7 separate regions of the Homo sapiens genome follow, and all the other regions are linked to region 1. The links are chromatin contacts, found by Hi-C in ENCODE. All regions are on one chromosome and are shown on one strand. The core of a region is the stretch at or near the end of the contact, and the rest is flanking DNA. Distances in the headings are between cores, read along the strand shown. Region 1 holds the start of ZNF225 (zinc finger protein 225). Region 2 holds the start of ZNF565 (zinc finger protein 565). Region 3 holds the start of ZFP14 (ZFP14 zinc finger protein). Region 4 holds the start of LINC01530 (long intergenic non-protein coding RNA 1530). Region 5 holds the start of ZNF461 (zinc finger protein 461). Region 6 holds the start of ZNF567-DT (ZNF567 divergent transcript). Region 7 holds the start of ZNF850 (zinc finger protein 850).

Evidence for each region. Hi-C counts contacts between places; a loop is a spot of excess contacts on that map. Pooled maps may share reads with other maps.
Region 2: a loop to region 1 is called in a pooled map, with 6 times the contacts of the local background. The contact joins the promoter of ZNF565 here to the promoter of ZNF225 in region 1. A Hi-C loop is called at or near these places in 4 of 50 pooled maps.
Region 3: a pooled map shows a loop between it and region 1 (14-fold over the local background). The contact joins the promoter of ZFP14 here to the promoter of ZNF225 in region 1. A Hi-C loop is called at or near these places in 4 of 50 pooled maps.
Region 4: a loop to region 1 is called in a pooled map, with 26 times the contacts of the local background. The contact joins the promoter of LINC01530 here to the promoter of ZNF225 in region 1. A Hi-C loop is called at or near these places in 5 of 50 pooled maps.
Region 5: a pooled map shows a loop between it and region 1 (8-fold over the local background). The contact joins the promoter of ZNF461 here to the promoter of ZNF225 in region 1. A Hi-C loop is called at or near these places in 6 of 50 pooled maps.
Region 6: a pooled map shows a loop between it and region 1 (11-fold over the local background). The contact joins the promoter of ZNF567-DT here to the promoter of ZNF225 in region 1. A Hi-C loop is called at or near these places in 7 of 50 pooled maps.
Region 7: a pooled map shows a loop between it and region 1 (11-fold over the local background). The contact joins the promoter of ZNF850 here to the promoter of ZNF225 in region 1. A Hi-C loop is called at or near these places in 4 of 50 pooled maps.

Annotation. Positions count from the first base shown.
Region 1 is chr19:44,111,680-44,115,921 of GRCh38, reverse strand. ZNF225 (zinc finger protein 225) reads right to left here and starts at 2,523. Exons shown (of 5, transcript NM_013362.4): 1 at 2,353-2,523; 2 at 80-162. The coding sequence starts at 94. It overlaps ZNF225-AS1 (ZNF225 and ZNF224 antisense RNA 1), which reads left to right and starts at 2,739. Exons shown (of 2, transcript NR_033341.1): 1 at 2,739-3,100. RefSeq lists an enhancer at 2,070-2,769 and a silencer at 2,462-2,812.
Region 2 is chr19:36,212,567-36,216,808 of GRCh38, reverse strand. ZNF565 (zinc finger protein 565) reads left to right here and starts at 2,144. Exons shown (of 5, transcript NM_152477.5): 1 at 2,144-2,187. It overlaps ZNF146 (zinc finger protein 146), which reads right to left and starts at 1,703. Exons shown (of 4, transcript NM_007145.3): 1 at 1,613-1,703. RefSeq lists enhancers at 1,460-1,649, 1,760-2,189.
Region 3 is chr19:36,376,838-36,381,079 of GRCh38, reverse strand. ZFP14 (ZFP14 zinc finger protein) reads left to right here and starts at 1,879. Exons shown (of 5, transcript NM_020917.3): 1 at 1,879-1,917. RefSeq lists a silencer at 1,683-1,772.
Region 4 is chr19:51,591,829-51,596,070 of GRCh38, reverse strand. It overlaps LINC01530 (long intergenic non-protein coding RNA 1530), which reads left to right and starts at 1,691. Exons shown (of 2, transcript NR_034159.1): 1 at 1,691-2,122; 2 at 3,020-4,242. ZNF175 (zinc finger protein 175) reads right to left here. Exons shown (of 5, transcript NM_007147.4): 5 at 3,561-4,242. RefSeq lists a silencer at 774-941 and enhancers at 1,024-1,073, 1,284-1,593, 1,340-1,975, 1,976-2,611, 2,612-3,247.
Region 5 is chr19:36,664,486-36,668,727 of GRCh38, reverse strand. It overlaps ZNF461 (zinc finger protein 461), which reads left to right and starts at 1,891. Exons shown (of 6, transcript NM_153257.5): 1 at 1,891-2,038; 2 at 3,942-4,030. The coding sequence starts at 4,022. It also overlaps a transcript of ZNF567 not described here. RefSeq lists an enhancer at 1,585-1,714.
Region 6 is chr19:36,685,714-36,689,955 of GRCh38, reverse strand. It overlaps ZNF567-DT (ZNF567 divergent transcript), which reads left to right and starts at 2,507. Exons shown (of 4, transcript NR_110708.1): 1 at 2,507-2,688; 2 at 3,150-3,270; 3 at 3,941-4,119. It overlaps ZNF567 (zinc finger protein 567), which reads right to left and starts at 2,344. Exons shown (of 6, transcript NM_001322917.1): 1 at 2,322-2,344; 2 at 459-559. RefSeq lists enhancers at 1,288-1,927, 2,488-2,537 and a silencer at 2,228-2,287.
Region 7 is chr19:36,770,937-36,775,178 of GRCh38, reverse strand. It overlaps ZNF850 (zinc finger protein 850), which reads left to right and starts at 2,372. Exons shown (of 5, transcript NM_001193552.2): 1 at 2,372-2,454. It overlaps LOC728485 (a long non-coding RNA gene), which reads right to left and starts at 2,026. Exons shown (of 2, transcript NR_164117.1): 1 at 1,670-2,026. RefSeq lists enhancers at 2,112-2,271, 2,412-2,551 and a silencer at 2,538-2,832.

The DNA of each region.
Region 1 (4,242 bases), core at 1,274-3,773:
CCACTGCACTCCAGCCTTGGCGACAGAACAAGTCTCCATAAAAGAAATTTTAACAGCAAGAGAGGCAAGCTCTACTCACCTTCAACGTGGTCATTTTTCCTCCTATTTCAGGGAATATTCAGAGTCCTGAGTGATACAGTCCAAGGGAAAGCAGAATCCTGCCTGGAAAGTACCAGGGAAGGCAGAAAAAGAGACATGAAAGTGTGGCCAGGGATGCCATCCACCAACACGAATGTGTATTGTAAATTAACACATGAATGTTCCCAACAGCATCATTCATAGTAACCCAAAACTGCACACCAACAAACTCCCTCCTATGCGTACATGGATAGACAAATTGTGGCCTATCCATACAATGGAATCTTATTTGGAAATTAAAAGGAATGAAGTACTGATTCATGCTACAACACGCATGAACTTTGGAAACATTATGCTAAGTGAAAGAAGCCAGTCACATAGGAAGGCCCACATATTGCATGATCCTATATCTATGAAATTCCAGAGTAGGCAAGTGTATATAACGAGAAAGTAGATAGGTGGTCTCTGCATATTTGAGGTGACAAAGAGGATTAACTATAAGTGAGCACAAGGAGGCTTAATGGGGGATGAAAATTATTTAAACTGAATTATGGTGATGTTTATTCCACTCCACAAAGTTCCTAAAAATCATTAAAGTGTACACACGAAATGGGTAGTTTCTATGATATGTAGAATACACCTCAATAAAGTTGGACAAAGCATTGGTAATTGTTCATCCACATGTCATTTAACTTAATAAGACTGGATTCTGGATCTACACTGATAGAATATTTATAGTTGAATGAATGAATAAGCAAATGAAGGAGAAGGGAGAGTTCACCTTTACAGTAGAATGTGCACTAATAAATGTATTTCTCCTTACAAAATTTTATTTAACTAAAAAATTAGGGAGTGTATATTGAGAGCAACTTGAATCTGTGTTCCTGGGGTAAAAAAAAAAATTCAAAATAATTTTACAATGCGGAAATCTGACAAACATGACTTTAGCCAAGTGAACAAAGTTGAGATCACCAATGAAGTGACAAACTGACATATGGCCCCTGTTATGTTGCAATAAGAAATTTACCACTTCAGGCTGGGCACGGTGGCTCATGCCTGTAATCCCACACTTTGGGAGGCCAAGGCGGTTGAATCACCTGAGGTCAGGAGTCTGAGACCAGCCTGGCCAACATGGTGAAATCCCTTCTCTACTAAAAATACAAAAATTAGCCGGATGTGGTGGCAGGCACCTGTAATCCCAGCTACTTGGGAGGCTGAGGCAGGAGAATAGCTTGAACCCAGGAGGTGGATGTTGCAATGAGCTGAGATCGTGCCATGCACTACAGCCTGGGCGACAAGAGCGAAACTCCGTCTCAAGAAAAAAAAAGAGAGAGAGAGATTTACCACTTCTGTGGTATTCCAGCAAAAAATGCATATTTTGAAGTTAAACGTGAAATACATCAGAAAAACTCCAAATGAACATCTTTGACCAAAATAACTTCATCTATACTCTTCAAAAATAACAAGGATAAAATACCAAGAAAAAACGATGAAAGCTATGCTATCTTTCAAGATTAAAGACTAGAAAAACATGACAACTGAAAGCAACACCCATGCCCGAAGACACATCCTATACACTCTCGGTTGGGGTGAGCATCTCTGTCAAAGAAAAAAGCCAAGGATCACTCACGTAGAGCTTTGCCCTCAGAAGCCAAGAAGTCCCTCCCTGCAGCTCTTTTGGAAAGGTCGGGCTGGGTAAGGAGAAGGCTGTGAAACACTCTGACCGTGGTCGCCGTGCCCCATAAAAGTTAAATGCTCCTCTCCCCTCCTGGAAGTGGATGCAACCCTCGCCTTCCTAAAAGAGAGGTCAGAAGGCGTCCGGGATCACCCAGCGTCTTGCAGGAATCAGGGAGAAGGGCCGGTGCCCCTGCAGCTGGAGTTTCACCCCACCCGGGGACCTGACAGGCTTCGTGGGAAATTAACAAGAGACCACCAGTCACCAAGTGACAGGGGCTGCTTTAAGGCTCTCATTTGTGTTACCGCTTTCAGTTCCCAAAACGATTCTATTAGGATGGTCCTAAACTCCCCATCTTAAAGAACTGTAACGGGAGACCCAAGGAGATTAAGTAACATCCCAGCGTTTTATCGCGAGGAAGTGGCCACGCGCGTGGGGTGCAGGGAGGCCGAGTGGGCGAGCTCAGAGCCCCGGAGACCCTAAAACCAGGCGAGACGCGACCCGACCAAGTCCCAAACACCCCGGGGACGCGAGGAGAGCCCCAAGCCCAAGAAGGCTCCACTGACGAGAACGAAAACAGCGGCCCCGCTCCGCCAAACCTCTGCTCTCCGACGAGGTTTCTTTTCCCCTAATTCGATCACCAGTTCGTTAAGGATCCAATGCGTAGGTCCAGGAAATTCAGAAGGGTCTCGCGGAACTGACCCAAACTACCAGGGACAAAACTGCAGCAACCTCACAGTAACGGAGCGGAAGTGGCCCGCTACTCCACTGAGTGTCTGGACTCCACTTCCCAGAATTCCTGAGACAAACTGACCGCGACGACCCCGAGCGTCTGGACTACACTTCCCAGAATTCCCTGGGATCCACCTGCCGGAGTCAAATTGACCGAGACTCCACTGAGCGTCTGGACTACATTTCCCAGAAATCCCCTGATTCGCCTGCCGGAGCCAAGCTGACCGCTACTCCACTGAGCGTCTGGACTACCATTCCCAGAATTGCTTGTATCCTCCTTCTGGAGCCAGTGTGTACGACTCCACAGAGCATTTGGATTACACTCCTCCGAATGCTGAAGGAAAAACGCTCAAAATCTCATTCTTCAGGGGGAAGCGTTGCCACTCCGAGGTGCCCACTGGGAACGAATCCCAAAGCCACGAGCGCCTGCCTAGTGGGGAATGTGAACTGTTATCCTGAGAGTCGTCCTTCTCTCTCCCTGGTCCAGGACAGAAAATACTGAATAGACAGGAATTTCTGAAGTCTAAACGCCTCCAATGATAACAGGAGTGTTATTGGAAAGGGAACAAGCGAGAAGACACAGTCTTCGAGGAGTTAAGTTTTGCTAATCTAATGGTAAGAAATGGTTTCTAAATGTAGTTTTAATTTGTATTTGTTCTTTTGTAAATAAAGTGGAACATCCGTGCATATTTTCCGTTGCCACTATTATAGTCTTTGTGAATTGGTCAAATAGTTTGCCCACATTTCTATTGAGTGTTTAGTTTTTTCCCCTCCGTTAAGTATTATTTACATACTCATATTAACATTGTATCAAATATTGCTCAACCAAAAAGCTTTTTTCCTTTGACTTGTTTTTCGCTATGCAAAACGTTTTTAACGTGGTCGTTTTATTATTTAAAAAATATTTTTGAGGTGTAATTCACAAAACAAAATTATTTTAAGGCACATAATTCAATGGCAATGGCATCTAGTACGAATACAGTGTTGTTAATATATACGAGTTAAGAAGCCATCACTTAGGCAGATAGGGTATGGGAGCCCTCGGTAAGGCTTTTCTTTTTAATGAAAAGCAGCCCCAAATTATTTCCCTTCCTAAGGAAGAGCAGCCTGTAAAATCCAGCTGCCGCAGACATAGATACCAGCAGTTGTGCCAATCATGTTAAAGATGGCGGCTCCATCTTCCCTTCTCTTTGTCAGCCACGTGCACAGTAAGAAGCTGGCAAGATGGGCCAATCAACTGGGAAGCCTATTTGCATAAGAAGATTAGGGTGGGGCGACCAGCCTTCCCCACGCACTATGTAAACGTCATAACTGATCGAACCAATCTATGACCCCTATGTAAATCAGACACTGCCTCCTCAAACTGGTCTGTAAAACTCAGCACATTCACTGCCAGCCGACCCTTTTCCGCTCGGAGACCCCTTCCTCTATGGAGGAACCCGTTTCTCTTTCTCTTCTTCCTATTAAACCTCCGCTCCTAAACTGAGGAGTTTTTGTGTGTCCGTGTCCTAAATTTTTCTGGCGCTTAACGACGAACCCCGGGTTTAAACCTCAGACAAAGTAGCTGCTTCATTGTGAAACCACCACCTCTTGAATTACAAAACATTTTTATCACCCAAAGAAAACCCCATGCCCACTAAGCAATCACTACTGTTGTCCATAATCCCATTCCTGGGGAAACATGAATCTTTCTCTCTTTTCTATTACCTATTTTGGACAAATCATAAAAATGAATGGAACATTTTGTTTCTAACTCC
Region 2 (4,242 bases), core at 895-3,394, 7.9 Mb after region 1:
CCATCTCCCCACACCTCAACGCCTTTTCTTTCTCAGTCTGTACTGGCTCTTGCAGCTTGTCTCTTTCCATAGTAAGTCTAGGATCAGTTCCCCTAGTTCCAAAAGAGAAAAGCCTGTCCATACTTTTATTAGGATCACATTATTACTATTATTGAGACGGAATCTCGCTCTTGTCCAGGCTGGAGTGCAGTGGCGAGATCTGGGCTCACTGCAACCTCCGCCTCCCAGGTTCAAGCGATTTTCCTGCCTCAGCCTCCGCGGTAGCTCAGATTACAGGCGCCCGCCACCACGCCCGGCTAATTTTTGTATTTTTTTATTTTATTTTTTTTTAGTAGAGACAGGGTTTCACCATGTTGGCCAGGCTCCTCTCGAACTCCTGATCTCAGGTAATCCACCCATCTCGGCCTCCCAAAGTGCTAGGATTACAGGCATGAGCCACCGCACCCGACCAAGATCACAGTAAATTAATACATTCACTTAAGTTTGCGCACACTTCTTAATGTCACATGGTATATTTATTTGTTCACATTTGTTATGCCCCTTAGTAGTATTTTAAAGTTCTTTCCTAATAGTTCTGAACCTTTAAGTTTCTTCCACAATACTTTATCTTTTTACTGCTATTGTAAATATTAGTTTTCTTCAACTATGTATTCTAACTGATATTTGTAAATTAGAAGGCTATTTATTTATAGATATTAACTTGGTACCCAATTACTTTATTTAACTTTTTGTAATTTAAAACTATGTCAATGACGACAGCGGGGGCGGGGTGATTTCCTTAGAAAACGCATCTTTGGAGACGTCAGTAGCATTCTCCATTACTTCACAAAATCCATACAACCTGAGAACGCCTCGACTCATTAAGGAATTAAGACACCTAGGATTTAGTCCAGACTCATAGATAAACACTGCAACAATTAAGCTTTCTTCAAAAAATGAGGATAACTGTGCCTAACCTAAAACCGTTGACTCCCTCATCCTGGGCGCCGTTATATGGGATTGCTTCTCAAAGCGTACAATGCTGTTTAGTCTAGGGCTTTGCTTAACAGCCCTATTTAAGTACCCCAAAGATGGGGATTTGAATAGTCTGAAGTAGGCACCCCGAAACTAAAGTTCCTTCGAAACACTCTCGTTTAATTAAAAAAAAAAGTCACGGTGATTTGCATGCCACTCCAATTAAAAAGAAATGCTTTTATATAAAAACTCGTTTTAAAATTATTCACCACTTAGCTTTTCCACCCCTTCAATTTTCAAGTAAAAAAGACGCTCCAGGAAGATGGCACCGTTATAATTATCAGCACTTTCGACAAGGGAAGTGCAGCTCAAACGTTATACCTCAATGCTGGTCTCCTACATCTCCCTCTTAGGCACAATCACACACAATCCCGCACCCAGTTTCACATTCACTCAACAATCCCAAACATCAGGTCAAACTTTGAGGACAAACTCGGTCACACTCGCTCAAACCCGCCTCAGAGGCCCCCATCTCCGCCCCGCACGTAGGCCAGAAGCTCTTACACCCACTCCCTGCCCTCGCGCCGCGCCCCTAAAGATCAGGAATCCTCCCCTTTAACCTCCCCGGTCCGACCGACCCGAGACGCCCAGATCCCACCTCCTACTTTCGCGCCACGTGGACCCAGGGGCCGTACTGACCCGCGGACAAAGACCAAAATGTCCACTCGGTGCGCTGCGCTTGCGCACTCGGAGAGCGAGGAAGCACTCCCAGAAGTCTCCGCGACGCGGCCCGCCTCGGTCACCGCGGCCAGGCCCAGGCTGGTACTGAATTACCTTCTATTACCAGCAACGTCGCTTCTCAGGCCTTGGACTACATTTCCCTTGAGGCTTTACTGGTCGACTCTCTGTCTCCTCCCCTCCCCCCGCGAACTTGGCCGCCTCCTTCTGTGACGATGGAGCTCTTGAGGTAAGTAGTCCTTTAGCGTCAGATGACTTCAAGCTTGCTGGAAGGTCTGGAGTGGCGACGCCCTCTCCGAAGACTCGTGGGCGCAAAAATGTCAAAACGAGCCAGGCCCCGACTCAGAGATAAGAGAACGCCATTCTGTCCGTGGCCGATCTAGCTCTGGACTACAATTCCCAGAGCCCACAGCGGCCTGACGTTACGTCGTTCTTGACGTCGTGGCGAGCTAGTTAGCTCCGCAAGGACCCGGACGCGACCAGGGGAGGCAGAAGGTGAGGGGTCTGGGAGTCCTGGGCGGGGCCGGGGCGTGTCCGGAGCCTCGAATCTGTGCGCGCAGGCGGGAGCTGGCTGCGGATGCGCCGTTCTGAATGTGTCTTTGTGGCTGTGTGGCTGGGTGTGGGTGTCTGCAACTGTGCACGTGTAACCGCCTGTCTCCAGGGTGTCTGGTGGTTTTTGTGTAACCATGTGTGATAGAGAGTATCGGGGTGCAGGGTCCTTGTGACCGGGGGTGATACTGCGTGTGTCCCCGTTGTATATGTGGCCTGTTCGCCCTGTTCCTGGGGTGTGAGTACAGTTGTGACTGTGTGACCACTGCGGGTGTGCGGTTGTGATTCATGTCTCCAAGGTGTGTGCGTGGTTTTGGTTGTGTGACACTGTGGCCGTGTGCAATTGCCTGTGCCTGTGACTGTGTGGTGACGCCGCTTGTGTATTCCTGTATCCCTTGGTGTGTGTGTTTGTGTGTATGTGTGTGGTGCTGTGTATGCGGGAGTGGGGTGCCACTGCTTGTGTGGGTTGCTTGTGTGAGTGTGACTGTGTGTATGTCCACAGTGAAAGTTCAGTTGTGACTGGGTGCCGTAAAGTACCAGTGATGGCGTGTGTCCCCTGAGTGGGTGTGTGACTGTGACTATATGAGGCATTTGTGGGTGTTGGTGTGTGGGGCTTGTGACTATACGGGAGTAACTGTATCACAGTGGAGAGTAGATTGTGTGACTGGGTGTGTCTTAGCGGGTGTGTGATTGTGACTGGAAAGATATTGTGACTGGAAAGGTATAGAGGTGTCTGTGATTGTGTCCTGTGTCTCAGGAGTGGATGTAGGGCCGGGTGTGGTGGCTCACATCAGCCCTTTGGGAGGCCGAGGTGGGAGGATCACTTGAGCCCAGGAGTTCGAGACCAGCCTGGCCTGTACAAAAAAAAAAAAAAAAAATTAATGGCTGGCACGGTGGCTCACACCTGTAATCCCAGCACTTTGGGAGGCCGAGGCGGGTGGATCACCTGAGGTCAGGAGTTCTAGACCAGCCTGGCCAACACGATAAAACCCTGTCTCTACTAAAAATACAAAAATTAGCTGGGCGTGGTGGCAGGTGCCTGTAATCCCAGCTGCTCAGGGGGCTGAGGCAGGAGAATCGCTTGAACCCAGGAGGCAGAGGTTGCAGTGAGCCGAGATCGCGCCATCGCACTCCAGCCTGGGGGACAAGAGCGAGACTTCGTCTCAAAAACAAACAAACAAAAAATTAAAAATTATCTGAGTGTGGTGGCCCACACCTGTGGTCCCAGCTACCCGGGAAGCTGAGGTGGGAGGATCTCGAGCTTGAGAGGTCAAGGCTGCAGTGAGCCGTGTTTGAACCACTGCATTCCAGTCTAGGTGACAGAGCGAGACCCTGTCTCAAAAAAATAAAAGAGTGGATGTGTGGTTATGTTTGTGTGACACTGACTGTATGTGCAGCACCAAGTGTGCCAGTGACTCTAGTGCTTGACCCATGCAGAACCTTTGAAGTTAGGACAGATTCTGGCCCTGGACAGGAGTGACCTCAGCCTTCTGAGTGACACTGGATTTAGGCAGATGCCTGGTGTTCTGTGACCACACTTCCCTATATGGTAGGTAAGGAGGATGGTGGTTCAAAAATGACCTGGTTGTTCATGATTCCTTGCTCTTAACCCTTCTCCAAGAAAGGTGCCAAGTTCAAGTACATCAGGTTTTATTCTTATTTCTCTGAAATCCTTCTTGTTTTTCAGGACATGCTTTTCTTTCCTTCTTCTGAAACTTCAGAACCACCCCACCACCACCCTCACCCCTACCAAAGTAACCTGGTCTCCAGTATTTGCCATAGGAGTAATTTACTGCGTGCCTTGGAGATGGACTGAAAGGCCTATATCCTCCCTGCTCCCTGCATACCTAATGTTCTTTTAAATTTTTTTCTTTACTTTTCATTTTGAATTTAAGACTTTAAAATGTAGCAACAATAGAATTCCCATTTGCTCTTTTTTTTTTTTTGAGACGGAGTCCTGCTCTGTCACCCATGCTGGAGTGCAGTGCTGTGATCTCAGCT
Region 3 (4,242 bases), core at 630-3,129, 7.7 Mb after region 1:
CTGTCATTTCAGCTACTCAGGAGGCTGAGGCAGGAGAATCCCTTGAACCTGGGAGGCTGAGGTTGCAGTGAGACAGTATTGTGCCACCACACTCCAGGTAGGGTGACAGAACAAGACTTTGTTTCAAAAAAAAAAAAACTTAGTCAAAACAGAGAATATGGAGGAGCTATTTTAATAATTCTTTTTATTGTTTTTTTAATGGAGTGTTGATTTCCTTACATAAATTTAATTGTAAACATGTACATAGGACCGTGATTTTGAATTAAAAAAATACTTTGGGCCTTCGGCCTTCTTAGTAGTTTTTTTTGTTTTGTTTTGTTTTCGTTTTTGTTTTGATACGGCGTCTTGCTCTGTCGCCCAGGCTGGAGTGCAGCTGCACGATCTTGGCTCACTGCAACCTCCGTCTCCCTGGTTCAAGCGATTCTTCTGCCTCAGCCTCCCGAGTAGCTGGGACTACAGGTGTGCGTCACCATGCCCAGCTAAATTTTTTTGTATTTTTAGTAGAGACGGGGTTTCACCATGTTGGCCAGGCTGGTCTCAAACCCCTGACCTCAGGTGATCCACCCGCCTCGGCCCCCCGAAAGTGATGGGATTATAGGCGTCAGCCACCGCGTCTGGCCACCTTCTTAGTAGTTATAAAGTAGCTCAGATTTTTCATTTATCTCCTATTTCATGCATATCCTATTGTTTGCAAAATGAAACCAGATTGCCGAGGCATTTTCAAATATCTTCTAAAGTTTTATATTCTTAAGGAAAGAACAAATTCTTTCATGTATTAACTAATATATCAAAGAATTTGGGATACAGAAGATGCCTCAGGGTGGTCCCTGGTGGGCTTATCCCATTTCTTTCCTGAAGGAACGCAGGACAGGACAAATTCAGTCTCATTGGAGACAGACCTCTCCAGTTAGTCTTTTTCTTTTGAAACGGAGTTTCGCTCTTGTTGCCCAAGCTGGGGTGCAATGGCGGATCTCAGCTCAATGCAACCTCCGCTTCCCGGGTTCAAGCGATTTTCCTGCCTCAGCCTCCTGAGTAGCTGGGATTACAGGCGCGCGCGACCACGCCCGGCTAATTTTTTGTATTTTTAGTAGAACAATACATTCACAACTGCAGGAGATACGAGACACACACACACACACACACACACACACACACACACACACACACAGAGACAGAGACAGAGTGGGAGAAAGGGAGAGGGCAGTGAGCACGAGCGACCTTTCTAGGTTTACGTCCTGCTCCAGGTTCTGGTGGGCTTTGAGAGTATTTTCATTGCATGCCTGATGTGTGCCCACACCTTGCTTGGGTGTATGCAGTGAGTAACTGGTAGGTGTTTAGTACACATATTAGGCATCTGCTGGTGCCAAAACTTCTTTCTAAATCCTCCGCGGCTGAGCCTGGTGGCTCACGCCTGTAGTCCCAGCACTTTGGGAGGCTCAGGCGGGAGGATCTTTTAAGCCCAGGAGTTCGACACCGGCTTGGGTAACATAGGGAGATCTGGTCTCTATAAAAACTTAAAAAATGAGTTGGGCGTGGTGGCGCGCGCCTGCAGTCCCAGCTACTCTGGAGGCTCGGGTGGGAGGGTCGCTTGAGCCCGGGAGGTCGCGGCTGCAGTGAGCTCTAATCACGCCACTGCACTCCAGCCTGGGCGACAGAGTAAGACCCTGTCTCAAGAAAATAAACAAATAAAAGTCTTCCTCAGCGACAAAAGCAAACGCAAGCCCGAGCTCGCCTCAGCCCCACGCAGCGCGGAGGGCCTTCCCGCCCCGAGCGCACCCGGGGCTCCGGCCCCCGCGCATGCGCACTCCGCGCAGCCCGTTGGGGCTGGAACCAGTCCCTCCCATCGGCGGACTACATTTCCCACAGGCCTCCGCTCGCAGTTCTTTCCGGCTTCGCTGCTGGTGTCGGCTCCGAGAGGTGAGTTGGTCGCTTGCACCGAGGCAATGGGCGCGGGGGTGGCGCGGGGGCGGCGCAGACCTCAGTGTGAGCCAGGAGGCAGTAGCTGTGGAGTTTGTGGCGCTGACTGGGCGCCGGGTGCCCTGTTGCGTCCTCTGCCTTCTCGCTTCAGAGCCGCCCAGGTCCAGCGGCCCGGAATGGCTCCGAGTTAGATACAGGAACCCCGGAGTGAATGAAGGCCCCCAAACAAAAAGACGCAGTCTGAAGAACTGCAGATTGCACAGCTTTACCCGAGCTCCCTCCCATGGAAACTGCGGGGAACTCGGAGACAGATCCCAGCCCCGTCTTCGTGTACCTGGCCTTTCGCTCTGATACGGGAAAGGGTCAGCTTTATTCCAGGCTCCCTGTTATTTCCATCGGGTTTTGCGCGCAGTAGACGGAGGGAGCAAGTGCGCTAGCGGGGGTGTGTCCTGCTCAGCCAAGGCCGGCTCCAGGAAAGGCCCGCGGTCTCAAGATTCCCGTCTCCTTTCCCAATCCTGCTGTTCTTTAGGAAGGCAGCGGGGAGAGGAGGAAATGATTGCTGTTGCATATAGACAAGTCAACATCCAGATGAGTTTGTGTTTCCGTTTTGTTCCATGAAGTGTAATTTTTATTTTTTCTGGGCGTGGGGGCATTTGCTTTCCTCTTCTGTGGAATGAAAATCAGCTCGGACTGAACAATGAAGCAGCTCTGTCATTAATCAGGCTAGGAAGGAAGAGACAGATAAAGCCAGTTGCAAAATTAATAGAAAACATGATTTCTCCCCAGGTGGTGCAGTAGTTGTAAAATGGCATAATGACTCCCTCTTTGAGAGATTACAGTTTTCTTACCAGTGATGTTCTAGACTTGCTTTGCTGTTTTCATTTTATTACTGGGGATACCCTCTTGATTACACTCATGATTGCATTCAATATCTCATTAATCCCTGCCTCTCCTAATCTCACCTCGGAAACAGCAGCCATTCCAGATTGCAGCTGTCATTAGATCCTCCTTAGAATCTTTCAGCTGGAACTCAACCGTTTACGAAAGAGCTTTTCTCGTCTCTCTCGTCCATTCTATTCCAACCCTTCCTGTGGAATTTTCTCCCTTTCTGCCAGTCAATAGATATGATTTTGTCAGACTATGCGGGCTTGTTCCAGTTAATCTTCAGCTAGTTAGACTTTAACCCCTGAAATGTCCTGTCCACTGACCTGGTGCTTTGGCCTTCCTTCCCAGTGAATGATGGGGTGATGAAGGTAGATTCCAATTCCTACCCCTTTCCAGTAGGTTTGTTTTGTTTTGTTTTTTTTTGTATTTTTTGAGATGGAGTCTGGGTCTGTTACCCAGGCTGGAGTGCAGTGGCACGATGTGCTCACTGAAACCTCCGCCTCCCGGGTTCAAGCAGGATTCTCCTGCTTCAGCCTGCCAAGTAGCTAGAACTACAGGGATGAGCCACCGCACCCGGCCTCCAGTAGGTATTGACATGAGCATTTGGCAGTAATTTAGTTTCTCTTATGAGCTGCCTCTTTCTAATCATTTGGATGGTCTGGAAGTAAACCTCCTGAAGAGAAGCTAACTGCAGAGCTTTATTTTGTTACTTAAGTTTTTTTTTTTTTTTTAGAGACAGGGTCTCACTCTGTCCCTCAGGCTGGAGTGCAGTGAAGTGATCTCGCTCCCTGCAGCCTGGACCTCCCTGGCTCAAGCGATCCTTCCACCTCAGCCTCTTGAGTAGCTGAGACCACAGGCACGTGGTCCCACGCGCAATTTTTAAATTTTTTTGTAGAAATGAGGTCTCCTTATGTTGCACAGGCTGATCTTGAACTCCTGGAGTCAAGGAATTCTTCCACCTCAGCCTCCCAAAGTGTTGAGATTACAGGCGTGAGCCACCACGTAGAACTTTCATTCGATGGTGATTAGTTGAGGAGTTTACAGTTTAGATGGAATTACCCACTAGGTCTCTTTGATCCCCACCGCCCTGAGTTCAAAAGCAGGGAAAGGAGGTGGTTTGATTGGCGACAGGATCTTTTCTGCTTTTGAGGCTTTTAAGGAGTGACAATACGATGGGGTTTTTAGTGGAGAGGTCTGTGTTAACAAGGGAAGGGGTTATTAGAAGGGAAGGGAAGACAGTAGAAATTTGGAAAGTGGCTTGAAGTTTTTGACAGCATGAGTGTTTCAGGCCACGTATTTATCAGGTCTCATGAGATGCAGTTTAGTACAGTGACAGTCGTATGGGTTATGGAGCTAAAGTAGGGGGGTTCTAGTCCTCAACCTGCCACTTAAAGCTGCCTGAGCTTGGGGCAATTTATTTAATCTCTTTGTGCCACAGTT
Region 4 (4,242 bases), core at 442-2,941, 7.5 Mb before region 1:
CTCACCTCAGCCAGATGAACTTCCCATTGGTTTTTCAACCCCTTGCATCTTTGGCCAGGCTGATCTCATTGCGCAAGACACTTCCCTAAACACTGTGGTAGACCTAACTCTTACCTTCAAGTCTCAGCTCAAACTTTCATTCATTCATTTAACAAATACCCACTGAGTGCCGCCTATGTACCCAGCATGCTCTAGGTACTGGGACACAGCAGTGAGCAAGATAGGAAAGGTTGCAGCTGTCAGGGCACTGATGTTCTAATGGAGGAACCAGGCCATGGATAAGGAAGTAAATGACTAAGATGCTTTCCAAATACGAGGGAATTATCTTTGGTGGTATGACTGGGGGGGGGGGAACAGGGAGGGGGTTCTTTAGGGTGGCTGGAGGCCTTTGAGCTGAGGCCAACAAAATGAGTAGACAGATATTGGGTCAGGGTGGGAAGAATGCTCCAAATTGAGTTAATAGCAAATGCAAAGGACATGAAGGGCAGGGCCTGGCTGTGTTCAGCCCATTGGAAAGTGTGTTGTGACTGAGGACGACCAGAAAGGACCAGAAGCTTAGAGGTTGGCAGGATAAGGAGCTTGGATTTTATTCTGAGATGGGAACCACTGGATGATTTTAAGCTGGGGGGCAGGGTAGTGACTGGTGACAGGATCTGATTTATATTTCCACAGGCTTCCTGGCACTGTGCCTGAATAGAGGGTGGAGTGTGGCAAGGGAAGAAACAGAACAGTGAGGAGGCCCCTGCAGTGATGCAGGTGAGGAGTAACGGTAGCTCGGAGCAGAATGGAGACAGTGGAAGTGGAGAGAAGTGGTTAGATTCTGGGCCTCTTCTGGAGATAGAGACGATGAGACTCACACAAGATTTGGTTGCGGGAGGGAAGCGGATGAGAGAAACAGAACACTGGCGACCATTCCAAGATTTTGGCTTGAGCACTTGGATGGACAGTTAGTGGGGAGGAGGCAGAAAGATTGTGAGAGGAGCAGGTTTAGGACAGGGAATCTGGGATTTCGTTTGGATGTGGTAGATTTGAGGTCCTTTGCTCTGTAAGGTCTTTCCTGAACCCTGGGCTGGGTCTAGCACCTCCTCTGTGTTCCCACAGCCTCCTGAGCACCCCCTGGGCCAGCCCTGACCACTCTGTGTTGTAACCAGGACAGAGGAGGGTGCACTCGCACTGCACCCAGGTTGAAGGGCGAGAGTGAGAAGGTGTCAGGCTGGGCCGCAGAATCCAAAGCGGGTCAGCAGGTACAACAGCTGCTTAGAGCACTCCCACCCGGAGAGAGGGATTGAGAGATCACGGAAAAGGGTGCCATCTTTCCAGGGACGCCTACCAGAACGCGGGGGAGAGAAATACAGAGACCCTCAACTCCGCCACGTCATCGCGACAAAGGGCCAGGACCGGCCGGCCGCGGGATGGGCGCTCACCTGGGCAGAACTGGAGCTGGAAGGGCCAACCTCCAAAGAAACGAGGAGCGGGCGGAAGGACTACGACTCCCGGAAGGCTTTGGGCCCATCCGCCTACGACTCCCAGGTGCCCCTGCGTTGCGTCGTCCCGAAACACTTGCGGCTCTCGGACAAACTGGGCCTACAGTTCCCAGAGATCCTCGCGGCAGCGCTGCGCATTCTGCGCACGCCTCCCAGAGTGTACTAGGCCGGTCCGGCCCGCTTCCCGTCTGCGCCTGCGCAAGCACAATAGCCGTGCCAGAATTCTCTGCCAGCTGCTGTGCACTGCTGTCAGTGCAAAGATGGGATGGACTTTTTTTTCAGATTTTCTGCTGTTGTGGGAGTATGGCAAGAGTTTGAGGGGGCGGAGAAAGAGATTGGGAATGTGAAAAGGGAAGATAGCACCTGCGCTAAGCACATTCCTAGGATTGGGCCGCGTCTCGGGGATGCAGAGTGGGCTCTTCGGCGCGCCCTGCAGCCATGGGAGTGGACGCCTGCCCAGGCCGAAGGGCAAGGACTTGCGGGGTGGGGTCTCTGTGCATGCGCGGAGCTGAAAGGGAGCGTTTTGCAGATCTCCACGCGTGCGCAACTCTCGGGACGTGGACGCGGTGAACAGTTACGCACAATCGTCTTTCTGACACAAACACACCCTGCCAGGTGGAAGCCAGGATGGAGGGCAGGTGAGACCCGTAAGGCAAGATCCCAAAACCAAGGAACGGAGCACTCTCCCCGCTTGCTCCCCAGATCCAAGCCCTCCACTTCCTTCCAATGCCCCCCTTCCCGAAACTGCTCCCTCCTGTATATTCTGAGATCTTATCACTATTCCCGTGAGGCCCTTGATAAGGAGGATTGAGAGTGAAGGGTGATGGGAGACACGCCTTGGGCGTCTTCTGTCCACCTCAAGGATTGAACTTTGGTAACTGGAACTCATTCATTTGTTAATCTGTGTGCTAGGCCCTTTGACCCGCTGGCCAGATGCACCGGGACACAGGTGTATTCAGCCTGGTCCAGAGATAAGGATGATAAATCTTAATGTAAAGGTATCAGATGTTAAGGGCTGCAGGAGCCCAGAGGTTACAAGTGCTGCAAGCCAGAACATGGGGAAACAACAGCAATTAAGCCGTTAGCTTGTGCCTTGGAGGGGTGTTTGCCCTGCACCCCACTCACTACCTGAAGATAAATGGCTTCTCCAACGTGTAGTGGGGTTGGGATGATGAGGATGACATCACTGCCAGGTGGGAGGCAGGAGCTGCAGGTCCTGACATGATGAGGCAGGTATGGGCCGCCCTGGGCTGAGGGGGACATGGGCTACCCTGGACTGGAGGGCTGGGCTGTGGCATGGGGACCCTGTCAGAGACAGGTGTTTGGCCTCCATGCCTTCCTGTGTCTCTGGAAGGGTGAAACTAAGCGGGATGCTCCTCTCCCAGCCCCACCTGCTTTTCAGAGGCTACCATATGCTGGAGGGGGAAGATCCTGGCCACAAGCAGAGGCCCTGGAGGTGAATCAGTGTTGGAAGTGGGGTGGTTGGTTCTGGGTCCTCCCTGAGGCTCACATGGCTGCCCCTCCCCATCCTCCAGGCCTCGCCTTCTGTCCCGGATCCGCCAATCCTCCGATCCCTGGATCCTCTGATGATGGCATCAACTGTCTGGGCTACAGGTTGCTCTCCAAAGAGTGGCTGCCCCTCTACACCAACCTCACTGTGGACATAACTTCCAAGCCTCAGGAGACCCAGTGCAAAGCTGAGGGGTATCTTATCTGGAAGCCAGAAAGAGCCCCTGAGGCCAAGGTCACAGGGAAGCCCTCCCACTCACCCCACCTGGTTTCTTTTAAAAGTAGAGTTTATTTTATCTCCTTTCTGCCATCCCTAATTCCTTCCTTCCATCTGTCCATCCATCTTCTTTCCCCTCCCTCCCTTCCTCCCTTCTCCTTCTCCTCCTCCCCACACCTGCTTCTTTTCTCTTTCTTTCAACTATGTCCAGAAGGTCCTTCTTAACAAACACTAATTAGTACAGGGAAAGGTCTCTTTAAGTGAATGCATTTAAAATAGGGAGTCCACCTTTGTGGTAAATAGTGTGCACGAGGTGAGTCTGGATCAGGACTTCACACTTGATAACGGAATTCAATTTCTCAAAATACCTTTATTTCAGATTTAATGAAATTCCATGTTTGTTGAATCATTAAGAACGAGCATTTGTGTTGTACTCATGGTGGACAGCCACCATTCTAATGCTTGACTTTACATAATTAACGCATGTAATCTGCAAAGGAGCCACAAGGCGAGATCTATTATTATTCCCATTGTGCTGCTGGAGAAATTAAGGCAGAGAGGTTAAGTTGCTTGCCACCAAACTAGCGAGGGGCAGAGCTGGGATGTGTAGCATCCAGGTAGGTTGGCTCCAGAGCCCATGAGCCTAACTACTACTGTGCCCAACCTTTGTGCCAATCGCCACAACAGTCAAAGGATGGATCAAGTACTGGTTTTGGGGGTGGGGGCAGGGGACTCTGGGCAGTATGTTTTCTGATCACATCACATGACAGTAGGACATTCTTCATTTCACCATGGCTTTCACTGCCCAACAATAAAAAGGTCATGGGCACTTTGGGAGGCCGAGGGGGGGGGATCACGAGGTCAGGAGATCGAGACCATCCTGGCCAACACGGTGAAACCCCGTCTCTACTAAAAATACAAAAAATTAGCCAGGCATGGTGGTGGGCGCCTGTAGTCCCAGCTACTCGGGAGGCTGAGGCAGGAGAATGGCGTGAACCCGGGAGGCGGAGCTTGCAGTGAGCTGAGATCGTG
Region 5 (4,242 bases), core at 642-3,141, 7.4 Mb after region 1:
GCAAGGTTAAAAATCCTTACCATGGATCTGTCCCTTCTGGCAGATAACATGTGCCAGCTTCCACTCCTCTAAGTCGGCTCTGGACTCTCACACACAAACATACACAGTCACCTCACACCGCTCCTATGCATACATCTAAGGTTCAGGACGCCCTGGTCCAGAGATCTGTCATTCATCCATCTCAGACCTTCCTGGTCGCAACCAGCTTCTTCCCTTCTCAGGGGCCGCCACAGTCACACTAGTCCTCTAATCATGGGTGGACCCAGCGCAAAAAGCCTCACACAGAATGTCACAAGATCCCTGTGCACGTGGCTGCGCTCCTGCAAACGTGGCAATCACACGGGTCCAGGTGGCCTCTCACATTTAAGCCACATCACGTATCACCCCCACAGGGGCCACTGCGGGAGTGGCGGCGCTCGCCGCATGAGCCCCACGCGGGCATATAGAACAGCCATTCTCAAAAAGCCTCAAAACCGTTTCACCACCCAGCGCGGTGGCTCACACCTGTCATCCAATACTTTGGCCACTGAGACGGGAGGATCGCTTGAGCCCAGGAGTTCGAGACCACCAGCCTGGGCAACATAGCGAGACCCTGTCTTTACCAAAAAAATAAAAATAAAATAAATCGTTTTGGCCTGACCCGGTGGCTCACGCCTGCTATCCCAGCACTTTGGGAGGTGGATGCGGGAGGAGCTGAGGAGGTGGAGACTGCAGTGAGCTAGGATCGCGCCACCGCAGTCAGCCTGGGCAACAGGGCATGAAGACCCTGTCTCAAAAAGAGGCCGGGCGCGGTGGCTCACGCCTGTAATCCAGCACTTTGGGAGGCCGAGGCGGGCGAATCACGAGGTCAGGAGATCGAGACCATCCTGGCTAACACGATGAAACCCCGTCTCTACTAAAAATACAAAAAATTAGCCGGGCGAGGTGGCGGGCGCCTGTAGTCCCAGCTACTCGGGAGGCTGAGGCAGGAGAATGGCGTGAACCCGGGAGGCGGAGCTTGCAGTGAGCCGAGATTGCGCCACTGCACTCCAGCCTGGGCGACAGCGAGACTCCGTCTCAAAAAAAAAAAAAGAAAAAAAAAAAGTTGAGTGAAATATATGACGTACAGTTTTTTGTTGTTGTTGTTGTTTGTTTTTTCTTGCCCGGGCAACAGGGCAAGAAGACTCTGTCTCTAAATAAATAAATAAATGGAGTCAAATATATGACATACAGTTTTGTTTGTTTGTTTGAGAAGGAGTTGCTCTGTCGCCCAGGCTGGAGTGCAATGGCGCGACCTCGGCTCACCGCAACCTCTGCCTCCCGGGTTCAAGCGATTCTCCTGCCTCAGCCTCCCGAGTAGCTGGGATTACAGGCATGCGCCATCACGCCCGGCTAATTTTGTATTTTTAGTAGAGACGGGGTTTCTCCATGTTGGTCAGGCTGGTCTCGGTGATCCGCCCGCCTTGGCGTGAGCCACCGCGCCCGGCCAAAAAAAAAATTTTTTTTTAAATCGTTTCACATACAAATCTCACGCGCTACACCCTCACCGTCAGTTCATATCCACCTTCTCCTCCGGAGTCACCTTCGGACACGCGCACAACAAAACACCTTTCTCACCACAACTCCACAAAGGGAAGCCGGGTTAGTCCGCGCCCGCCGAAAATTATCTTCAGCCACAGCCCGCGGAGGCCGCCTTGAGGGGTTCGGGGCAGCCACTGTGCCTATTCCGAAATCCGTCCTCAGCGGAACCCGAAGTCCAGAATCCGAAAACGAACATTAACAGGTTGGCGTCACTCCAGCCTCGGGTGAAACTGCGCAAGTGCATCCCGGAGCCCGGCGGAACACACCCGCTCCACCCCAGGCGCTCTCCCCTCGGACTGCATTTCCCAGAGGACACTGCTGTCCACAGCTACTTCCGGTAGGAGCCTCGCAGGAATGGTCTCCGGGTAGAGGCAGGTAAGGATGTCCCGGGCCGGTGGAGAAGGAAGAGCTGGGCGTGTGGCTTCGCTTGGAATCCGAATCAGAGCTTGGACCAGAGCCTTCCCTGAGAATGCTGAAGGTAAGAAATCCTGGCTCACCAGTGCCGCGGAAGGGAATGTCTATAGTTTTAGGCCTCTGAGTGCGGGATCAGCCCTTAGGTGGGTGTGTTTTGAATGCGTGAGGAAGTAGGGTTTCTCTTTGGGCTGTGTGTTACTGTTGGGACAGCGACCTGGTGCGTGGGTGTGCTTTAGTGACAGTGTGATTGTGTGCCTGATCATTTGTGTAAATGGGGTTTGTAGGTGACTGTGACCATGATTGTGAATGGCTATTTGTGTAAATCTCATTTATTTACGTGAAAGAAAAAGCACATTTACAGGCCGGGAGCGGTGGCTCACCCCTGTAATCCCAGCATTTTGGGAGCCCGAAGCGGGTGGATGCCCTGATGTCGGGAGTTCGATACCAGCCTGGCCAACGTGGAGAAACCCCACCTCTACTAAAAATACAAAATTAGCCGGGTATGGTGGTGCATGTCTGTAATTCCAGCTCCTTGGGAGGCTGAGGCAGGAGAATCGCTTGAACCCGGGAGGCGGAGGTTGCTGTGAGCCGAGATCGCGCCATTGCACTCCAACCTGGGCAACAAGAGTGAAACGAAACTGTCTCAAAAAAAAAAAAACAAAAAAACATTCACGTTATCCTCAGGCTCACACGATCAGGCAGAGAGCTTCCACTCCTCTCAGTCAACTCTGGTCTCTCACACACAGACACACGCACATTCACCTCACCCCGCTCCTGTGCACACATCTAAGGCTCAGGACGCCCCACTCCAGAGATCTGTCATTCATCCATCTCTCATCCTTTCCTGACTACTTGAGGAGTTAGCTGTAGATTTACACACACAACACAAGCGAAAATCACATTGCTACCCCGCATTTATCATTACAGCCTCAGAAAAACACCACATATGTAGTATGCTTATGTACCTATGTGTTTGATTTTTTTTTTCTGAGATTTGGCCACAATACACATTGTTCTGCAACTTCCTTTTTTTTTTTTTTTTTTTGAGACGAAGTTTCTCTCTTTCACCGTGGCTGGAGTGCGGTGGCGCGATCTCGGCTCACTGCAACCTCCGCCTTCGGGTTTTAAGCAGTTCTCCTGCCTCAGCCTCACGAGTAGCTGGGATTACAGGCATCCGCCACCACACCCAGCTAATTTTTGTATTTTTAGTAGAGACGGGATTTCACCATGTTGGCCAGGCTGGTCTTGAGCCCCTGACCTCGTGATCCGCCCGCATCTGCCTCCCAAAGTGTTGGGATTACAGGCGTGAGCCACCGCGCCCGGCCTCTGCAACTTCTTACTAAAAGATATTTATGTCCTTTTGTCTGTATTCAAAGACAAACTTAAGAATATTTTTCAGGATGTTTCCAGGTATGATTCTTCTTTAATTCTTACAGCACTGTACTTCAAACTAAAGACTCAAGAATTTATTTTGGTCTGCAAATTTTTGTTCTATTTATTTTTTCTCTTCCATCTGTGTTGTTTCAGCCTCTATTTTTGAAATTTCTGTTACACATACACTGGGTCTTTTGGGTCTGTTTTCTGTTTCCCTAATCTTTTCTCATAATGTTCATTACCTTTTCTTTTTCCTCTTAATTCAGTGAAAATCTACCCAGTGCAGTTCTCAGCACCCTGATCCTGGCTTCGATTTCATCATAGTATTGGGACAATGGGCTGGCCTAACTATCCCTTCTGCTGAAGGGCATGATCCTTGCTTTTCTTGAGTCTATCCTGCTGTAGCTGAGTTTCCTCATGGTTTTGAGTAAAGCTAGGATTTGTCCAAATTCCCACTAATAATTTATGTATGTATGTATCAGGTCTGGGAATAGGAGATATGAAGGGGGAAGAAAAATGTCATTCTGAATTAACATTTTGGGAGCTTAGAGGCAATAATCTCCTGTCTTTTTTTTAACTCCCCTCTCTCCCAGCAACACCTTCTTTGGATTGAGTTTCTTCCAGAGGGAACGAAGAAGAGGATTAAATAATACATTCAATTCTAAAATAAGACATGGCCCATGTAAGTTGGTTTTTTCTTGCTCCTAATTACAATACTTGATTTTTTGTTTGTTTGTTTTTGTTTTTTTTGTATAGGGCATGTGACTATTTGCTTTTTTTTTTTTTGAGACATAGCCTCGCTGTCTCCCAGGTGGGAAGGTTAGAGTGCAGTGGTGCGAACTTGGCTCACTGCAGCCTCCACCTCCCAGGTTCAGGCGATTCTCCCACTTCAGC
Region 6 (4,242 bases), core at 1,258-3,757, 7.4 Mb after region 1:
TAAAGACAGTGGAGAGGCTGAGAGAGGAGCATGTATTTTTAAGAGACTGTTATTTTTAGAACAGTGTTTTTCCAGGGGGAAAAACGTGAGTGATTCTCCCTTTTTTACAACACACAAGGGGTCCCTCAGACCCTGAGGCCACCAGGAACCAAAGTGGTGAGAGAATTCTTGGCAAAAATTTTACATATTTCTAAGATTTGGGAGGGCAAAGTGACTGAGGTGGCTAATTCTCACCTTAGCACTAGGTGAAGACCCCATGGGTGGAGGCTGTCTGGGTTGTCTTGGGTCCTATCAAAGAGGAATGACTGGACAAACCCACCCACCAGAGTCGGTGGGCCACTGAATGCCCAGAGGAAGCACTGGGGCAGCAGCTGGAGAAGAGGCTATGCCCATGAGAAGGGAAGTGTATCTGGAGGTTCCAAGCAGCAGGTTCTCTTGGAAGGTAAGAGATGACTTACACTAAATTATAGTGGTATCAGTCATGTTAGCCTCTTCTTGTCTCTGACTTCTGTCTTCTCATTCCTTTCCCAGCTCCCAATCCATGAGAGCTAAAGACTGCCTATAGGGAGTAAAGAGGAGACAAAATAAAGGTTGGGGAATTAGAGAAGAAACTAATCATGTATCCTTTCACATTTCAGGCTTCCAGCAGAAGAAATTCATCCAGCAAAAAAAAAAATAAATACACACACACACACACACACACACACACACACACACACTCTCAAATAGGAATTTTGAGAGTGGCAGTTATGAGATAAAGTTTTTTTCTGTGTGGTCCCAGTGGTATTCTATTCATTTAAGCATATCAGTCATCAGTCAATACCAGGTTTCCCAATAAATGATCTTTTTTGGAAGGGAAGGGACGGAGTCTCGTTCTGTCGCCCAGGCTGGAGTGCAGTGGCGCGATCTTGGCTCACTGCAACTTCCACCTCCGAGTTCAAGCGATTCCCCTGCCTCAGCTCCCGAGTAGCTGGGGCTACAGGCATGCGCCATCATGCCCAGCTAATTTTTATATTTTTTAGTAGAGACGGGGTTTCACCATGCTGGTCAAACTCCTGACCTCAGGTGATCTGTCCGCCCCAGCCTCCCAAAGTGCTGGGATTGCAGGCGTGAGCCACCGCGCATGGGCCCAATCTTTTTTTTTTTTTTGAGACGGAGTCTTGCTCTGCCACCCAGGCTGGATTGCAGTGGCACGATCTCGGCTCACTGCAAGCTCCGCCTCCCGGGTTCACGCCATTCTCCTGACTCAGCCTCCCAAGTAGCTGGGACTACAGGCGCCCGCCACCACGCCCGGTTAATTTTTTGTATTTTTAGTAGAGACGGGGTTTCACCATGTTAACCAGGATGTTCTCGATCTCCTGACGTCGTGATCGGCCCGCCTCAGCCTTCCAAAGTGCTGGGATTACAGGCGTGAGCCACCGCGCCCGGCCCGCATGGGCCCAATCTTACCCTCTGAAAATTATTTTGCCTCTTCCTCTCCATTAAAAAAAAAAAATCACTACTTATTTTACTTGTCTAATTACCAGAGTCAAATTCTACAGGCATATATAAAATGCCCAATACTCATAAATCAATCTAAACAATGCATACTTTAGTCAACACTCGGTTTCTCAAGCACTCCACCTAAGTCACACAGTGTGCCACATTCACAGTCATCATAGGTCGTGTACACCAAATACTTTTAAAATTAGGCATATTCATAGCTGTATCACCCACTACATAGTCATAATCCCATAGGCCCCCACGTCGTGCACAATTTCACAGAACTTCTACAAAAAGTAACAACCTTTCACTCACAATGCCCTCACTGTCGCCTCTCCAGAGTCGGACACAGGCTCAAACACAAATCGACTCGCATCTAATTTAAATTAAAACTTAAGACACGCAGGGACCCTATCACTTTCATAAACAACCGGTTCCACAACGTCACACAGAATAACACATTCCCCTACCACAACACACAGGACAGGTACGAAAAGCCACACACACACACACGGAGCGCCTGTTGTGTGCCAGGCCGTGCTCCAGGAGCCAGGGGACGAAAATCAGACGAAATTCCTGCCACTGGGGAGCTCACCCCCCGCCTCGGGCAACCGGTTCCCTTCTTCAGGTGCTCCCGGGCCCGCGCTCTGGTTCCTGCTTCCCTCCCAGCCTTCTCTGAGGCCCGGACTCGCACTTTCCTCCAGCCAACTCCTCGTCCCAGGTTGCTCCTCTTCCCTTCTTGCTTTCCCCAGCCCAGGCTCCCGCCTCCCTCCTCAGCCTTCCTTACGGGTCACACCGTCACCCGCCTTCTCCGCGCCCGCGGGACCCACCAGCCTCACCTTCGGTTGCCGGCCGGGCGTCTGCGCATGCGCACTCCCACGCGGACGATGCCTCCCAGGTGTCTCCGCGGCGCGTTCCTGCTGTCCACCGGCTACGCGCGCCTTCTCCACATCCGGGCGTTTCCGGCCTTGGACTACATTTCCCACAGGCGCCCGGGCGGTTTTCGAACTTTGATCTCTGGTTCCCCTTCCAAATTCTCATAGTGCGTGGCTGGGATGAGGGCGGCGCTCACGGTGAGGAAGCCCCGAGCTCCCGGGACGCAGACAGGGTGTGCAGGGCCGTAGCTCGGGCCTGTGTATGCACCTGTGCGTGTGTGTTTGATGCCAGGACAAGGCGGCGGTGTGCGCGGCGAGGAGGCTGCGACAGGTGCGTGATTGTGTTCCTGTCCCTGCTCGGATGCGGGACCTTTGGGTGGCCGTGGTCGGCTGTCGGGTGTGTGACACTGTAGGGTTTGAGACCTTCCATCATGACAGTGCTGCTGTGGCCGTGTGATGGAAGAGCCTTTTAGGTCTGTGGTGTTGTGTGTGTAACGGGTAAAGCTTCATTTCTGCAGTGCTGTGTTTAATGTTGGGACTGAGGGGTCTGTCGAAGATCTCCCCAATGTGCCTGTGAGGACTATGATCCATGCCTATGTTAAGCAGAGTCATCTTGCAATGAAGCATGGCCCGCGTTGTCTTCTCAGGGCACACCTGTCCCCAGTTCTCAGCCTGGTGTTTGACACAGGGGATCCTGGCGGAGTGCCCACCTAAGCGGCAGTTTTAGACTCGATTGTTTCTTGGGCTCTGCATCTCTGAGTTCCCAGCTTCCTTTTTTCTCCCGCTTTATAGCTGTATAGACCCCAGCTGCAGTGAAATGGCCATCAAAAAGGGAAGGGATAATCGAGTGGTGGAATAAAATCTGCAAACAGAAAAAGGACAGACCTGTTTTCGGAACGAGGCTTTTCGAGTTGTAAGTGTCCCTTAAGCAGAGTTCTGGGAAGACGTCGTGGGGAGAACCTAGGAGTAGGATTCCTTCCTCAGAGGCTCTCCCTTGGGAACTCTCAGAGGTCAGGTTCCATGTGATCCACATCATTCCCAGAGCTGTCTCCGCAGGAGACTTAACGTGAATTTTGAGAAAGTCCCCAGTCCTGGATATCAGTGACCCTGGCCTTTCCCTTGAATACTAAGAAGGGTTAGCAGTACTCCCATCTCCCTTTTACTTCCATCTGAGTATGTTTATGGTAGATGATGAGAGCTCGTGTGGTGGCAATAATTTTTTCCAATTTAGCCAATCTGGGTTCCAAGAAAGGTCTGATGTCTCATGATTCCTTACCCCTTCTCCCTTGCCTTGAGGTTCTCTAAGAGCCCTGAGGAAAGGGAACCATTGCTGAGCATATCTGAAAACCAAGGTCAAGGAAGTTTTGTTGTATTTTCTATTTTTGTTCTCTTTGATTTTGTTTTTCAGCAAGGGAGTATTTTTTCTCCTCCTGAAATGCTAGTCAGTGGTTAGGTTACTATTAGGCAGGGCCTTGTGAGGTGCTTTGACCAATAGAATGTGGTGGAAGTGATATTGTGAGACTTCTGAGACAAAGCTTCAGGAAGTCTTGCAGCTTTTTCTCTTCCCCTTTTCCTGCCCTGAGACCACCATGACTGAAGGCTAAGAGCAACTTGCTTGCGCATTAAAGATCACTTGGAGAGAGAGGTCCAGTGAGCAACAACGGCCAGAAATTTCAGGGAGACCATCTTGAACCATCCAGCCTCCACCAGGCCAACAGCTGACAGCTGTCACATGAATATGATCAGCAGAAGAACCACTCAGGCAAGCCAAGCCCAAATTGCCAAGCCCCCCAAATAATAAGCTAATTGTTTTTTGTTTTAAGCCATAAACTTTTGAGGTGGTTATATAGCAATAAATAACTGAAACAGGTGTTTAACTTTCTAG
Region 7 (4,242 bases), core at 1,123-3,622, 7.3 Mb after region 1:
TCTAGAACATGGGCCGGGCGAGGTGGCTCACGCCTGTAATCCCAGCACTTTGGGAGGCCAAGGCGGGCGGATCACGAAGTCAGGAGATCGAGACCATCTTGGCTAATACGGTGAAACCCCGTCTCTACGAAAAATACAAAAAATTAGCCGGGCGTGGTGGCGGGCGCCTGTAGTCCCAGCTACTCAGGAGGCTGAGGCAGGAGAATGGCTTGAACCCGGGAGGCGGAGTTTGCAGTGAGCCGAGATCACGCCACTGCACTCCAGCCTGGGCGACAGAGCAAGACTCCGTCTCAAAAAAAAATAAATAAATAAAAATCTAGAACATGGATGTCCCCTTGCTTTAGCAGACCTAGCTGATCACACAAGGTCCTGTATTGTTAGGCTGCATCACAGGCCGCAAAGACCCAGGTATCTATCCAGTTGTTAGAAACCATCCTGAGAGTTAGATACCACTTTTCTGTTGGAAATACAGACCATTTCCTGAAGCCGTATGGTTGAGGTAAAACAGGCCTTTTGCAGTCTTATATTTTGAGTAAGGCCAAAACTGCCTAGTGTTACAAAACCAGACAAAAAGCCCAGGTACCCAGTCTTGCAGGATAGAAATGTGTGACTAAAATGAAGCATCGATCTGAGAAGACTACAAATGAGCGGGAAAGATTGGACAGGAGCATGCTATACATTATTTAGATTAATGTTGATATTTAAGGAGCCAGGATATTGGTTTGTTTTTGAGGGGTGCCCATCTACTTTATGTAAGAAGCTATAAACTACACTTCTTTCAGTTTCTGCTTAATCCTTGCTCAAACAAGGAATAATTTCTTATTCCAAAGTAGACATTGGTACATCTTTTACTAGGTACATAATTTGGGATGAAGTCTGATAAAGCTCCTTAGAAGTACTTACAGTACACCCTCACAAGGGTGTACCATCTACCCATGGTTTAAACAGAAATTAAAATTCTACCTTCGTGGAAAAATTTGCCAAGTTTTAATGGATTCAGTGCTCATTAAAAACTTTTAGCCTGTCTTGATCTTTAACATAATTATTGGTGTGAAACAATGGCTTCTGTGGAAAATTAAAGTTTTAGTGGTTTGCTATTTGTGAAATACAGGCTTTTTCATGTATCATATTAGCATATAAGCTGGCTTAATCATTAGTACTGATCTTCAAGTTACTAAGACACCAGATATTTGTTACTTTGTAATTTGAGTTTTTAAAAAAATTCCGAAATTGGCTTTTCGATGTGTGAAAAGGACTACTTATTAGATGCTTGTTTTTAAATTTACATTCAATTAATTAAAGCTAGACTCTTTATATTCTTAGGCTTGGTATACTATTTGTATGTTTTGTAGTAAGTGTATAAAAATAATACCTTTGACTTTGTATAAAAAAAATCTTTCTTGCTTTAAAAGCCATGTTGGATTTGCATTCTAGACCGTAATAAATATAACTACTTTAACATAAAAATCTATTTATGTTGTTTATCAGATATTAGGGGTTTTTTTCCCTCTCCTGTCAACCTCCAAATAAAATCGATGCTCCAGAATGATGCCCTCTTATCATAATTTTACAAATACCTGGCTCCAAGGTTACTACCTGATACAAAAATACAATGCTGGTCTCCCAAACAGGCAACTCACATTGACACTCACACAGCTTCCACTCACACCTGCGATCACAAGGCAGCATCTTCGGGCCCTCGTCGGCCACGATCCGCTCCCAGAGAGCATTCGCGCACAATCTTATCCCATCCACGATTTTGATTCCTTTTCTCCCACTTCTTCAACCCTATCCGGGACGAGACCATCAGGTCCCACCTCCACCTTCACCTTCATTTTCCGCGCAATGCAGACTGAGCCCTGGACTCACCCATATACAGATTGAATTGTCCGGTCAGTGTTTCATCCCCTCTGCATTCTGAGGGCGAGTTAGCATCTGGGTGCATGAGTTCCAAACTAACAGCCAGGACCAGGCTTGGAGCCAAGAATCCTTTGGCTCGCATCGTGGCTGGGTTGACCGCTTTTCTGCCCTGGACTACATTTCCCATCGGTTCTACCGTTCGGGGCTACTTCCGCCGAGAACCGGAAGCACGTTTTCCTGTGTCTTACCCCAGATAACAGAGCTGCCAGGGATAATCAGGCCTGACCACTCTAGCGGGCGAGCCGGCCCCATAGCGAGCCGCTCGGCATGAGGGCTCTGCGATCCTCGTTGGAGAGGAGCGGTAAAAGGAAACAAGCCAGGCTTGGAAATGAGAGGCATAGGGAAGCCCGCAGTCGGGCTCTGGACTACATTTCCCAGAGGATCCCGCAGGCCGACGCCACGTCTCGCGAGATTTTGGCTTCCTCTTAGCCAGGTGGCGGGACCGTTTGCTGTGCCGATTTAGCTGCCGCCGCGCCTTGGAGTCCTGAGGAACTTGGCTAGGCTGGCCCCGAGCGGAACCAGAGAATGCTGAGGGTGAGGAATCCGGCTCCGGTCCTTTTGTGTGTGGAGGGCTGAGGAGAGGAGTTTGCGTGTGTGATCGCGATGGCTGCCGTGGGTCTCCGTGGTCTGTGACTGTGGCTGTGTGGTGCTGACTCTGGGTGATCAGGTGGGCGCTTGTGACTGTGCGCGCCCGGAGTGGGTGTGTGTGTCCTGGACGACCCTCGTTGTGCGTGCGGATGTGAAGAACCGGTGACTGTGTGGTTGGACTGCGTGTCCCGGGGTGGGTGTGTGACTTTGCGTGTCTGTGCAGTACCTTGTGTGCGTGAGTTGCAGGTCTGTGGCTGTGCAAGTGCAACTTGTGTGGCCCCTTGGTGTATGTGAGAGAGGAGAGTGTGATTGGCTGTGAGGCAGTGGGTAAGTGGATATGCGGAGGCATGTGTGCGATTGGGACTTTGTGTGTCCCCTTGAGAGAAAAAACTCTTTAGGCAGTTAGGGTGGGACCTTGGTAAAAGTCCTTTAAACAGAGAAACAGCCTGAAAAATCAGGCTGCAGGCATACATAAGGAAAACTCCACAGGGGGGTTGTCCTGAAGACATTCCTCAGCTGCACTGATAAGGGACCGAGGCCCAACATAGAAACGCCTTTGTCCTTTGTGTGACCAGCGGGCTTCCACGAAATAGTCGCTTCTTTTGTGGGCATGTACACGGTGGGCTCTGTTAGATTTTGAAGGGAAGGCGAGGGTTAAAGAAAGAGAGAGAGTTGGCGGCTCTATGGCGGGGACCAACTAAATGCCAGAGCCCACTGCCGCTTCCAGGCTGGGGTAATTACAGGCCTGGGCAGGAGGGGTCTGGGCGGTATGGCTTGTTGCCTGGGAGAAAGTTGATAAGGATGTTTCTTGGGCTTTTGCCCAGCAGGATGTGATAAGGAAGTCAGGCGGTTGGGAAGGATGTTTCGCACAGCCCAAACCCGGGTGGAATGTTTCCCTCTGACCAGGGTCTGTGAAATGGTGGGGGCTTACGAAACGGTGCAGCTTGGACTAACAGGTTCCGGCGGCCACTTTCCTTTTTTGGACATGCTTTAGACTGTGAGCGCGGCCTCTTTGAATCATAACTTCACCCCCTCATTGGTCCCGGGCCAAGCTTTCACTTCAGCCCCTGATTGGTCCCGGGCCAAACTTTCACTTCAGCTCCTGATTGGTCCCGGCCCAAACTTTCACTTCAGCTCCTGATTGGTCCCGGGCCAAACTTTCACTTCAGCCCCTAATTGGTCCCGGGCCAAACTTTCACTTCAGCTCCTGATTGGTCCCGGGCCAAACTTTCACTTCAGCCCCTGATTGGTCCCGGGCCAAACTTTCACTTCAGCCCCTGATTGGTCCTGGGCCAAACTTTCACTTCAGCCTGGGATTGGTCCCGGGCTAAGGTCCCAGGGCCAAGCTGGGTAGTGCTTTCTTCAAGACAGCCCACGTTCCTCCCCTTCCCAGTTAATAAACCCCCCCAGATTCAGCCTCCTAGTTGGCAACCCTCTTTTGGGTCCCTCCGCTGGGGAGAGCTTTCTTCTTTTGCTTATTAAACTTCCGCTCCGACCTCATCCTTTGTGTCCCTGTTCCTTAATTTTCTTGGCCGTGAGAGAAAGAAGGCAAAAACAAGAGCCTTTACCCTAACAACTCAATTGCTGCAGAGATTAGTGCATATTCTATGTGGCATCACACGCCATAGCCCTGGGATTGAAAGCCATGCAGTTTATGGGATGGTGTTAATCTCAGTCCAAATAAGTGATAAGATCTTTCACTTTGCTATATTTTAGGGGTAGGAATGAGATTGG